Regions from separate parts of the Mus musculus genome. Here region 1 is linked to region 2. The links are chromatin loops, found by intact Hi-C in ENCODE. Cell type or tissue: left cerebral cortex. All regions are shown on one strand. Each heading gives the region's core, and the rest is flanking DNA. Links, peaks and the distances in the headings are about the cores only.

What was found. Peaks named below come from ENCODE experiments on the same cell type or tissue, not always from the same donor. Only the 100,000 strongest peaks of a DNase experiment are listed, where the experiment ranks them.
Region 1: it touches region 2 in a loop (5-fold over the local background); 1 of 42 quality-filtered maps calls a loop at or near these places.

Annotation. Positions count from the first base shown.
Region 1 is chr16:35,362,870-35,365,779 of GRCm38, forward strand. Sec22a (SEC22 homolog A, vesicle trafficking protein) reads right to left here and starts at 1,049. Exons shown (of 7, transcript NM_133704.4): 1 at 955-1,049. In left cerebral cortex, for the core only: CTCF peaks have their summits at 403 and 1,136; DNase peaks (open chromatin) are centred at 541 and 1,066; H3K4me3 peaks cover 1,511 bases; H3K27ac peaks cover 732 bases.
Region 2 is chr16:35,536,776-35,539,685 of GRCm38, forward strand. No RefSeq gene overlaps it. Among named protein-coding and RNA genes, the nearest start is that of Sema5b, 3.1 kb to the right of the region's middle. In left cerebral cortex, for the core only: no CTCF peak of the experiment used is centred there; a DNase peak (open chromatin) is centred at 1,091.

The DNA.
Region 1 (2,910 bases), core at 94-2,593, 170 kb before region 2:
ACCAAACTAAAATATACTTAAACTTTACCCAGTCTCTAAAAATCAAGTACTAAACTGATGTGATCTTCTTAAGTGGAAACGGCCGATCCTTTAGTAACTTTTGGTTACGGGTGTCAGGTTCAGCTCTCAAGTCTTCCTTTACACACTAGAAGTTCTAAGTATTGTTTAAGAAACCGACTTCTCACGGTACTGGCAAACGAGTGGGTACCAGTAACATGGAATGTGATTCCGTTTTTTAAAAAAATGGTGGTTGTACTAATCCGCTGGGATTCTATCACGTGTAGCCTGGCGGGACACCCAGGCTCTGCCCAGGGTTAAGCACAGGAGGGGCGGGTTCTGAAGAGTTCCACCTGCCCCCAGGTGATGGTGATCCCGGAAGCTAAGCAGCAGGAGACTCCCCACTTGTGGAGCCAATTTCTCAGGTCTCTTTTCTGCCACAGAGAGTCGCAAAGCACCTTTAAAACAGGGCCTCACGGGATTTCCCAGAGCCAACGAGTAAGATGTCCAACTGCAACGCCCATTCAGACTTCACAAATCACAGGGTACAAGCTACCCCGCCCAAAAGAAAGTAGGAATGCCACCTCAAGCTCTCTCGGGCCACCTACCAGCCCGAGTGAGTCGGTGTGCTGCTGACATCGGGAGCCAGGGAGTCAACACTACGGCTCGCTGGCAGCCCGGGACGGCCGTCCCTCCCCGTCAGCAGCCCCTACTCCAGCCGCCCATCCTAGGACAGGCCTGCTAAACAGCAACCGCCGCCCGCGAGGCTCGCAGCCCTAGGTCGCAGGGACTCGGACCCTGCACGCCCGTCCTCCTAAGCTCTGAGGCCACCGCCACCAAGCTCCGGCTCGGACAACTACCGGTCAAGCCGAGGTGGAACTCCGAGAGAGCGGCGCGAGCAGCCGGCCAGAGCTCCGGGAGACCCAGAGGAAGCTGAAAAGAGGGGCCGGGCCATACCTGTCGCTCCGGGACCCGCGGCTCGGAGTGACGTGCCACGCAGTGCATTGTGGGGCCGGGAGTGGCCTTCCAGCGGGGATGCCCGCGTCCAACGTGGCTGGCGCCGGCGGAGCTCGCACGGGCCTATCGGACGCCGTGGGAAGCATCCAAAGACCCGCCCCTTTCCGAGGCCCGCCCTATCCCCGCCTCCTCCGGCGGAGATTGGCAGGTTTTCCTGCACCTGCGCCAGGAGATTGCCTTCTCTTCTAAGAAGAGAATTATGCTGTCCTTCGGAAATAAGGCTAATCTCCTTCACCTGCTGCTTTGTGTCGGGAAGCAGTTTGTCTCTCGTGCGCCACTCGGGACAGAGGAAAAGCTCTCTCTGGTGAACAGGGAAAGGATCTTCTTCCATCAGGCACTACACAAAGAAACTTAGCAAAACAGAGAGAAAAGCCTCAGTAGCTCCTCCCAGCCTTCACGAGGTTAAGTATTATTAAACAAGGATATGCTGAATGTCAATTAAATGGTCGGCAGCATCTTAAGCATGTTTTACAGGAATGTCCACAGCACTCCTTTTAAGGTGTAATAGGAATAAAAGGCATTAAGGTAAATTGTTACAGAAATGTACATTTGACTGGTACTGTGAAGAAAAACTAATAGGTACATTGATGAATGAGTTGTGGACTGTCGGGGAAGAGCTCCATGATTACGTACCTTTTAAGGTCAAGGTATATTAAGGGACCCTTAAAAATGTTCTAGACCCTGGAAACATGATTTGTGAGCATTTAACTGTACTAGGAAGTCGTGATGGTTGGTTTCTGTCAACTCGACAGAAACCTTCACATAGCTAGAAGAAGGAATCTTGATAAACCCTCTGTAAAATTAGCCTAGTGGGCAAGTGTGTAGGATATTGCCTTGATTGACGATGATACAGGAGAGCCCCGCCCAATGTGGGCGGTCTTCACCCCAGTGCAGGTAGTTCTATGTTGTACCAGAAAGTAGGCTGAGCAAGCAATGGGGAGCAAGCTAGTAAGCAGCACTCCTCCATGACTTCTGCCTCACTTCCTGTCCAGATCCCTGCCTTGAGCTCCTGCCCTCACTTCTTTTCGTAGATGAAATAAATCCTTTCCACACCCAGTTGCCTTTGGTCACTATGGTTAATTTCATCAATAAAAAGCCTAAAGCAGAAAGTATGTAGGGGCAAGAAGTTTAGGCTGAGATGAGGCAAGGTCTAACTCTCTTTGGCTACTTTATACAGTTCAGACTTCAGCAACACACCCTAAGATCAATTCACAGAGCTAATAAAGATTCTTAAGTAGGATCTGATTTACATATTTTAAAGCTCATTTTGCTGTTTATGGAGATGGATGGATAGGGAGCAAGAAGGGTTACTGATGGGCCAGTTTGGAGGCAGTTGTATTGGTCAAGGCCACAAATGATGGTGGCTTAAACAAAGATAATGGCAGTAGAGGCAGAAAGAGATGGACAATTTCAAGATATTAATAAATCATAGGTGGAGTTCATGGGTCTTAATGGACTGATTTTCTGGAGCAGGTCAAAATAAAGGAGACTATTAAACATGGTGCCTTAGGTAACTAGATGGGTTAAGAAGCCATTAGGATTCTCAAAGTGTAGCAAACATGTGGGCTATGTTAAATTTGAAGACCTATAAATGGGAATGTCAAGAGGCAGTTGGGGATAAGTATGCCTAGGGCTCAGAGGGGAGATCTGAACTAATTATGTATTTGGTAATTCTTAGTATGACTTAACAGGGCATTCCACTCTGAGATAAAGTTCCAGCAGAAATGTATTCATGTGTATTAAAATGTCTATAGAATGAGTAGGTGGTGGACTAGTCACACAGTCTAAGGAAAAAGAACGACAATCAACAACTGTATACAAATCACCACAAGACTAAAATAAGCCAGACACAAAAACACATGTTACATGACTCCACTAACGTGCTATTCAAAAACC
Region 2 (2,910 bases), core at 99-2,598:
GTTGGGTGTGGAGTGACTGTGGCTTAGGGGAATTATGAGAGTGGTGGGGTTGGGGGCAGGGGGTACTGGTTGATTGGGTACTTGTGGTGGGATCGACCCAGGGCTCTGCACATGATGGCCAAGTGCTCTACCACTGACCCACATTCCCAACCCTAGGGAAATGGAGTTTTTATATACAACAGTGGAGTTTAAGGGAGGCACTCATTTGATCCTAGGTATCGCTCAGGGTAAGTGTGGGGAGCTCACAAGGTATTCATTCCTGTAATGCAATGGCTCTCAGCCTTTCTATTGCTACGACCCTTTAATACAGTTCCTCATGTTGTGATGACCCCCAACCGAAGCATCATCTTTGCCGCTACTTTATAGCTGTAATTTTGCTACTGTTATCTGTTATGAATCCTAACGTAAAGATCTGATCTAGGGCTCCCAGGGGGTCGAGGTCCACAGGTTGAGAACCACTGCAGTAGCAGGAGACCCAGCAGTTAGTTATATGTATCTGGTTTCCAGAGTGAGGTTAGAGCTGCAGACTCAACACAGCTTGAGTGTCAGCAGCACAGAGATGGCATTTACAGATGCTGATGAGAAAGAGCAGCTGAGGGCTCCAGTGCGCCTGTCCCCTCCACACCCATGCGGAGGTTAAGGAAATAGCAGGCGGAAGATACCTTCATAGACTGTCAAGTGTTGTGCACACTGCAAGAACAAACAGTATGACTCTGACCCGGAGCATAAAATAGAGCAAGACTGAAAGAAGTATGGGTAAATGGAGGGAGAGCATCATGGGATTCTGTGGGCCTGAGAAACCCATTATTGACACTCTCTCATTTTATCCACCAGACACTGCTGAGGTCTAGGAGGATATGAAAAGCTTGTTCCAGGTCATGCAGTTCCTCAGGAGCCTAGCCATCCTGGACCTGAGGCTTGAACTGCCAGTGTGACGCTGTTTCCACCACACAGCACACCTGCTCACGGTTCCTGCTTGGGCTCTCTCGGAATCTCCTAACCAGGGCCAAGTAATTCTTCAAACATAAATCTAATTATATCGCCTTGTGCTTTTTACACATGCTATTTCCTCTGCCTGGAATACTTTGCTTCCTCCCACTTCTGTCTGGCAAATTCCTGCCCCATCTTTCATTCCCGGTTAGAATAGCCCTTTTCAGGAAAGAAGTCCTGAGCTTGTCTGGTAGAGCTGGGCATCGGCCCTCCAAGTGCCCGTGGGGCGCTTGTCCTGGGGTTTCTCTTGAGCTTACTGGGGTTTACCCCCTTCACTGACTGCCTGTGAGGGTCTTCCTGTGACCTCTCCACCTCACATAGTGAGTGACACATTTAGAGGGAAGGAAGGAAGGAAGGAAGATCCCTCATGGTAGTTGAGGACAATAGCCAGGCTGTCATTTAGTGACACTTCAGTTCCTCTGACCTGAGTGTGCTTTTGGTTCACAAAGTGACAGTGACTTCTGAGATGGGCATTTGCTTCCTTGTCATCCCACAACACAACGAGCAGGCAATTCTGGGACCGCGAAACAATTTGGACATTATAAGTGATGGCTTCTTTTTTTGTTTTCAATTTTCTTTCTCCTATCAGTATACAACTGGCTGTTGTTTGCCTTTTGCTGTTAGACAAGATTTGTGCTTGTGCTGAGGCTAGGCACAGGCATTTGCACACACACACACACACACACACACACACACACACACACACACACACTGCCTCTCTTGGGAAAAGCTATACTATACCGGTTTTCAGAGGGAGTCACTCGGAAGGGAGAAAGGGAACAGCCTTGTCCTCTCAGCTTTGCCACCCTTGAACCTGAAAATGTATACTTCTTAATCTCTTGGAACCTCAGCTCTAGATAATTCGGGAATTTCTACATCAAGGGTGAATGCTAAGAACTCTGGTCACCCGCTACGTTCACTGCTCTTTGGCTTGTTTGTTTGCGATAATTTGGTATTAATTACTGTATTTACATTCAGCTTAATTAACAGTGTTCAGATAGGTGGAGGATGGCTCTTCCTAGGAGTAATTATTGCAGAGGTTATTGCAAAGGTCTAAGAAAGTGGCAGGAGCTGCTGCTGCTGCTGGAACCAGCGCTTCGGATTTTGTCCCAAGTACAATAATTCTAAGATTCTCTCCCGGCTAAGTTGGCCAAGCACCAGGGTATGCCTGGAGCAGGTGGTGAGCCAGGCTCAGGAAGAAACTGTCCCCTTTCTTAGTGTCCAGCCTCTGGAGCTCTCTGGTATTGAGAGTCCTTGAGTAATCACTGGTAATCAATACAACACAGTAGGATGCAATTAGGATTAATTAGCTCAGGGTTGCGAGCAGGCTTGCTCCTCAGCCTGTGTCTCTGAGTGTCTCCTTCTTGGCTCCTCCTAAAGATGATGATCACCTTTTCTGTTTCCCCCAGACAAGGGTGTCGCCTTTTCTCTTCCTGCGCCAACCTCCCTCCCCGGCTCATTCATAAGGAGAGGGGAAGCCAGGAAGGGGTGTGGGAAAGGCGGTGGGAAGACGGTGTGAAGGACGGAGGCTTTCCAAGAGACAGTGGTGGCCCGCAGAATCATCCAGAAGGCATTTGCCTATTTTCCCAGCCAGCCAAACAGCCTCCCCTCACTTCGTGCAGCTTATGGAACATTATGGTTTTGGTTTAATCAAACGGTGCTTCTAGGGCTTGGAGAGATGGCTCAGCAGTTCTCTTGCTGTTCTTGCAGAGGACCTCAGTATGATTCCCGGCATCCACACCAGGGGACTCACAACTGCAGATCCAGGGGATCCAATGTCTTCTTCTTGTCTCCACGGGCACCAGAACACACATGGCATACACTCACACAGACACACAAGCCAACATATAGAATGAAAAGAAATCTTTAAAAAAGATGTTTTATATTCCACATCTTTGTATCTTTGCCATGGTAAAAACA